Regions from separate parts of the Homo sapiens genome. Here region 2 is linked to region 1. A link is a loop called in an ENCODE intact Hi-C map of the cell type or tissue named here. Cell type or tissue: Calu3. All regions are shown on one strand. Links, peaks and the distances in the headings refer to the core of each region. The heading gives the core; the rest is flanking DNA.

Evidence for each region. Hi-C counts contacts between places; a loop is a spot of excess contacts. Peaks named below come from ENCODE experiments on the same cell type or tissue, not always from the same donor. Only the 100,000 strongest peaks of a DNase experiment are listed, where the experiment ranks them.
Region 2: a loop joins it to region 1, with 7 times the contacts of the local background. A loop is called at or near these places in 3 of 110 quality-filtered maps.

Annotation. Positions count from the first base shown.
Region 1 is chr12:126,050,520-126,053,430 of GRCh38, reverse strand. No RefSeq gene overlaps it. Among named protein-coding and RNA genes, the nearest start is that of LINC02359, 44 kb to the left of the region's middle. RefSeq lists an enhancer at 899-2,098. In Calu3, for the core only: a CTCF peak has its summit at 1,681; DNase peaks (open chromatin) are centred at 1,410, 1,690 and 2,610.
Region 2 is chr12:125,982,036-125,984,946 of GRCh38, reverse strand. LINC00939 (long intergenic non-protein coding RNA 939) reads left to right here and starts at 1,573. Exons shown (of 6, transcript NR_034132.1): 1 at 1,573-1,743. LINC02826 (long intergenic non-protein coding RNA 2826) reads right to left here and starts at 1,424. Exons shown (of 10, transcript NR_183612.1): 1 at 1,207-1,424. RefSeq lists an enhancer at 1,006-1,693. In Calu3, for the core only: no CTCF peak of the experiment used is centred there; DNase peaks (open chromatin) are centred at 626 and 1,386.

The sequences.
Region 1 (2,911 bases), core at 207-2,706:
AACAAGCCATCCTATCCACTTGATTATTAAAATCCTCCTTTGCTGAGGTCACCCATTGGTGAGCACTTACATGGGATACAAATATCTTCACAGTTTTTGACCATTCAGAGAGGTCCACCACATACCCCTTTTCCAAATTTCTTTGTTACCAATTGTCCAATCATGCTTCTTCCAAGTCCCTGACCATCCAGCCGAATCACTGGCTACAGCCCATAAATCAGTATATAACCACATATTTGGCCACTTCTCCTTCCAAGCAAAGTGCACAACCAGGTGCACTGTTCAAAGTTCTGTCCACTGGGAAGATTTTCCTTTGTCACTGTCCTTCAAAGGTGTCCTAGAAAGGGGCTGTTAGTGCTGCAGCTGTTCATTTTCAGGTGGTACCTGCATATCAGGCGGAACCATCTGTACAGAAGACCCTAGTCGTCTCTTCCTCTGTCAACTGAGCATAGGAAACTCCCCACGAGGCCATCGGTGCCAGCTGGGGGAGAGAAGGCCAGGTGGCAGAAGTGAAGACCATGAGCATTTGAGTCCCTTCCTCATGTAACTTACTTGTGCCTTCAGGACCTGCTCGAGCCTGATCACGTATATACCACTTCCATCATCACCCCTTCATTGTGCACACTCTTGCAACTACAGCCTTGGGCCTCACTGACATGTTGTGTCACTATTGGCTTGATTTGTCTTTTCCAGAATTTCACATAAAGAATCATACAGTCATGGCCCACATAATAATGTCATACACAAAGATGGTCCCATAAGATTATAATACCGTGGTTTTACTGTGCATTTTCTATGTTTAGCCTTACAAATATCTACCATTGTGTTACATTTGTCTATAGTATTCAGTACAGCAATATCCTGTGTAGGTTTGTTGCCTGGGAGCAATAGGCGACACCATACAGTCTAGGTGAGTAGTAGGCTCTACCTTCTAGGTTCATATAAGTCCACTCTATAATGTTTGCACACTGACAAAACTGCCTAACAACAAATTTTCTAAAAAAACATAAAACAAAAAACATGTCCCTGTTATGAAGGACAATGACTGCAGTATGTATTCTTTTGTGTCTGGCTTATGTTACTAAGCAAAACGTTTTTTAAGATTTATCCGTATTATTGTATATATAAGAATAGTTTGTTTTTTGTTTTTGTTTTTGTTTTTGTTTGGTGGGGGGCTGTTTCTAGACTATCATTTATTAAAAACAAAACAGGGTATTTGTACACAAGTCTTTGTAAGCACATATATTTTTATCTTTATTGGATAAATACCTAAAGGCATGATTTCTGAATCATATTGGATGAGAATGCTTACGTTTTTAAGAAACATGCAAACTATTTCCCAGAGTGATTGTTCTCTTGCTGTATTGATTGCACCAGCAAAGCAGGAGGATCCCAGTTACTCCACGTCTCTGCCAACTCCCTGTCTCACCAGGATTTTTAATTGCAGCCATTGTGATGACTCATAGAGTTTCATAATTGTGATTTATTTTACATTTCCTTGATGACTAATGATGTTCACCACCTTTTCATGTGTTTATTGACTCTTAAGCTTAACAATTACGTTAAATTGAAAAAAAGGGTGTGGTAGACACGCATCAAAGCCCTTACCCTCTCCTTAACCCGAATTTACAGGCTAGAGGCTGCTAACATTAAATACCCCATTCCCAGATTCATCTGCCACTAGGGTGCCCCATGAGACATAAATGGAAATTGCTGAGGGAAAATAACACAGCTTTTGAGAAAGCTTTCGTGTCTTTTGTAAATTGGAGAAGTTGCGGCTGTTGCTGACTCCTCTTCCACCTCCTTCCTGTCTTTACTGTGCACATGACTGCTGGAGCTGCAGCCACCATTTTAAGACCAAAAGGAAAAAGTGACTTGGGTTGTAAGAATTGAGGTCCTGATTTTGTTGAGTCACTAAACCAATTATGGAAAACACCCACCTCCAGGTTTTTGTTTGTTTGTTATGTGAGAAACACAAACCCTATTGGTCTGAGCCACTGTTACTTAACTGTTCTGTTACTTGCAGCTAAAAGTATCCCTAACTGATGCTAAGTATCTCTTGGGGAAAGCAATGAAGTTGCAAACAAATGGTAATCTTAACGGTAACATGAATATGACTAAAAGTGCTTTTTAATTTGTTTCATAATTCAACATATTTATTGAGCATCTGCTATGTGGCATATTCCATTCTCAGTGATGAAGATTCATCAATGGACACAGTGGAAAAAGGCCCTTCTCTTCTGGAGTTCCTGTTATTAAAATAGAGAAAAAAAAGCATAGGTTGACAAAAAGGATCACTTTAGGTATCAATGAGTGCATTGAGGAAACTGAAGCAGGAGACACGATAGTGAGAGAGGGTTATGCAGGACCCTCCTAAGTGTCCTTGTGAGGAGGTCATGAGAGTGACTTTGATGGAGTGTTCAGACAAATATTCTTTGAGAGGTCACATTTTATCTAATACCTGAATGATGAGAAGGATTCGGGCATGTGAAGATCTTGAAAAATATTGCAGTTAGAGTAACCACTGGAGACCAAGTGTGGTGAGTAGCAGCCAGACTAGAGGAACAGGAGCTGGGTGAGTGAAGGGTGAGTGGGAGGGGTGAGGCCAGAGTGCGGACAGGACAGAGGCTGCATCCTGCAAAGCTTGCAAAGGCCATGATGAGGAGTTTGGATTAGACTCTTAAATCAGGAGTCCATTCATTCTGGAAAGTAGTTCCTCACTAAAATTGGTCTTTTCATCCTCAACCTGTAGAGACCCTTTACTGTATAGTGATCAGGTTTTACAGAACCCATGGTTGTAAGTCATCAGTAGTCACCTCGAGTCAATAGAGCTTCAGACCCCTCTGGTTCTGGTCAATCTAACCCCAGAGATCTGCAGCACGTCCCAGTATGAAAAGAAATGTCTCTATTA
Region 2 (2,911 bases), core at 153-2,652, 68 kb after region 1:
AAAATTCCGGCCGGTCGCGGTGGCTCACGCCTGTAATCCCAGCACTTTGGGGGGCCGAGGTGGGCGGATCACGAGGTCAGGAGATAGAGACCATCCTGGCTAACACGGTGAAACCCCGTCTCTACTAAAATATACAAAAAAATAGCCGGGCGTGGCGGCGGGCGCCTGTGGTCCCAGCTACCGGGGAGGCTGAGGCAGGAGAATGGCGGGAACCCGGGAGGCGGAGCTTGCAGTGATCGCGTCACTGCACTCCAGCCTGGGGGACAGGGCGAGACTCCGTCTCAAAAAAAAAAAAAAAAAAAAAGAACAAAAACTCCTGGACATAAAACAGAAAGCAACCCACAGAAGGCTCTGAAATGTGGAGATTAGAAGGTGTAGCGGCTAGGGACCTCAGAATTCCAGGGAAGAGGAAGGATGCTGTTTACTTTTGCATCCTAAACACCCTGGCCCTCCAACCTAGGACCACCAAGGAGCACAAAGACAAAAAGCTCCAAGAAAATGTTGTTCTAGGTAGACAGCCGACTGGGAGGAGGGAGGCGCTGCAGATTGATCTCTTTTAACTGTAACCACTCCTCTAACAGTTAAGGAGCGCCGCTTCCTCACAGGAGCAGCTGGGCCGATGCCCCTCCCCACCTGAGTCCTCCACCAAGGGGCGTGGGGGGCTGGGCCCAGTCAACCAGCCTTTCCCAGAATTAGGCAAAGAATAGAAGGAGGTGGTGCCCCGCCCCCCGCCACCCCACCAGATACTGATCCCAAGGGGGCTGAGGGGTGGGACCTTGTCCAGCCACCAAGCTCTACACTAAGCCCCCCAGTAAAGGGGGCAGGCTCCACCCTTTCCTAAACAGCACTTCCTGTAGCCCAGGAGATTGTGGGGTCCAACCCTGGCCCCTGGCCCCAGGGGCACCAAGAGAAAGCCAGCAAAGTGATGGGGACCCGCCTGGGCAGAGTCTGACAGCCAGCCCTGCCCAGCCCTGAGCAAAAGTTGCAAAGAGAGGGTTTCCCCACAAAGCCCCTCCTACAGGAGCTGCCGCCTGCAGCCCGTGAATTGGAGGTCTCAGGAGGACAACTAGCCTCTCCCAGCAGAGCAAATGCCCCACAGAGAGGGTACCTTCCCCTACCGCGCCCTGCCCCCGGGGAGCCTAGTGAGGACCCCTGGCCAGTTTTAAGAAAAAGGCCACACTGGCGTGGGGCCCCTCCCCTTCTTACTGTGGGAGAGGTCTCTCCGTTGGCCACGCCCATTTCTGGTAAACGTCACAAAGAAGTGTGCCCCTCCTCCTCCCTAGAAGCCTGTGGGGCCGAGATGCCCGGACCTGCCCGGCCCGAACTAGGCAAAGTCCAGCGAATAGGTGAAGAGGTGGTGCCTCCTCCTCTCACAGGGCTCTGCCCCTAGGAGTCCAGGAAACGGGGGTGTCTTGTCCGCTGATGGTTCCCGCTAATAGGCAAACACCAGGAACGTGCAGCCCCTCCCCTCCGCCTCGCGCTCTTTCTGGGAGGAGCCTGGGGGGGGGAGGGTCCTGCCCACGGGCCCCGCCCTGCACTAGGCGGAAGCCCCCAAAGTATCAGCGCCGCTTCGTGGAGCCTGGCGACTGCTTTGGGAAGTCCTGCTGGCAGGCACTCTGCCCCTGGGGGTGTGCAAAGAGTTGTCCAGTTACCTTGATCTTCTCACAGCCTCCTCCCCAGGGCACCAGGAGAGACCAGGATTGGAGGACGGTAAAGAACACACTTCCCAGAGGATTCTTGGAGGTAGAGTCAACAGGAAGGGGTGGTGAGACCTGCACAGACCTGCTCTGTCCCCTGGGCCTGGTGACAGATGACCTGGATGTTGGGTGCAGCTGGGCAGGGACTGCAATTCTGTGTGTCCCTTTTTCTGGGAGCCACAGGAAACCCATGCCCTAATCCACATCAGACTACCACTTGTCCTTATCCTCCAAACGCAGCAAAATATTACACAAGGTCCAGGGCAAGGCAGGATGGCCACCTCGCTCACTCATCACAGCTGTCCTCTGACCTGAGCAGGGCCGTTCTGTCTCAGACCTGGAGACCCCGCACTCAGGGCGTTCAGGAACTCCCCGACCCACCAGGAGCCTCTCCTGGTGTCTCCCAGGGATTGTCAATAGTTCCATTTTCCTTGAAGAACTTGTTTTCAGGTATGCACTTCTCTAAACACGTATGCATTATTTTTTCTATTTTAAATTTAACCACGTTGTTTTATTTTTAATCACATCTACACTTTGTAAATTTGGAAACGGAGTGATTTTCCATGTTCAGTAATGATAGCAAGCTTCCTTTTAAAATACGTTTTACTTTTTATCTTCTTTTTTTTTTTTTTTTGAGATGGGGTCTCCCTGTGTCGCCCAGGTTGGAGTGCGGTGGCCGATCTCGGCTCACTGTAACCTCCGCCTCCCGGGTTCAAGTGATTCTCCTGCCTCAGCCTCCTAAGTAGCAGGACTACAGGCACACGCCATCACGCCTGGCTGATTTGTGTATTTTTAGTAGAGACAGGGTGTCACCACGTTGGCCAGGATGGTCTCGATCTCCTGATCTCATGATCCACCCGCCTCGGCCTCCCAAAGTGCTGGGATTACAGGCATGAGCCACCGCACTGGGCCTAAAATATGTTTTTTAAGGAAACAAACAAAAAGCAAGTCAGTGTGATGAGGTGGTAAATATAGGACAAAAAATCATGAAGGTGTTTCTCAAATGAGAAAATTAGAAAAAAACTGTATCTCACCTTTCCCCCTACCTTACACATGGGCGAGTGGCAAATGTTTATTGAACAATTGCACATGTAAGCACCCTGCCAGGTCGTCTTTACATCCCCAACCACGTTACAAGGTGGATGTGATGATCCCTGTTGGTGAGGACACGGGAGCTCAGGGAAGCCAGCCCAAGGCTACAGAGCCAGCATTGC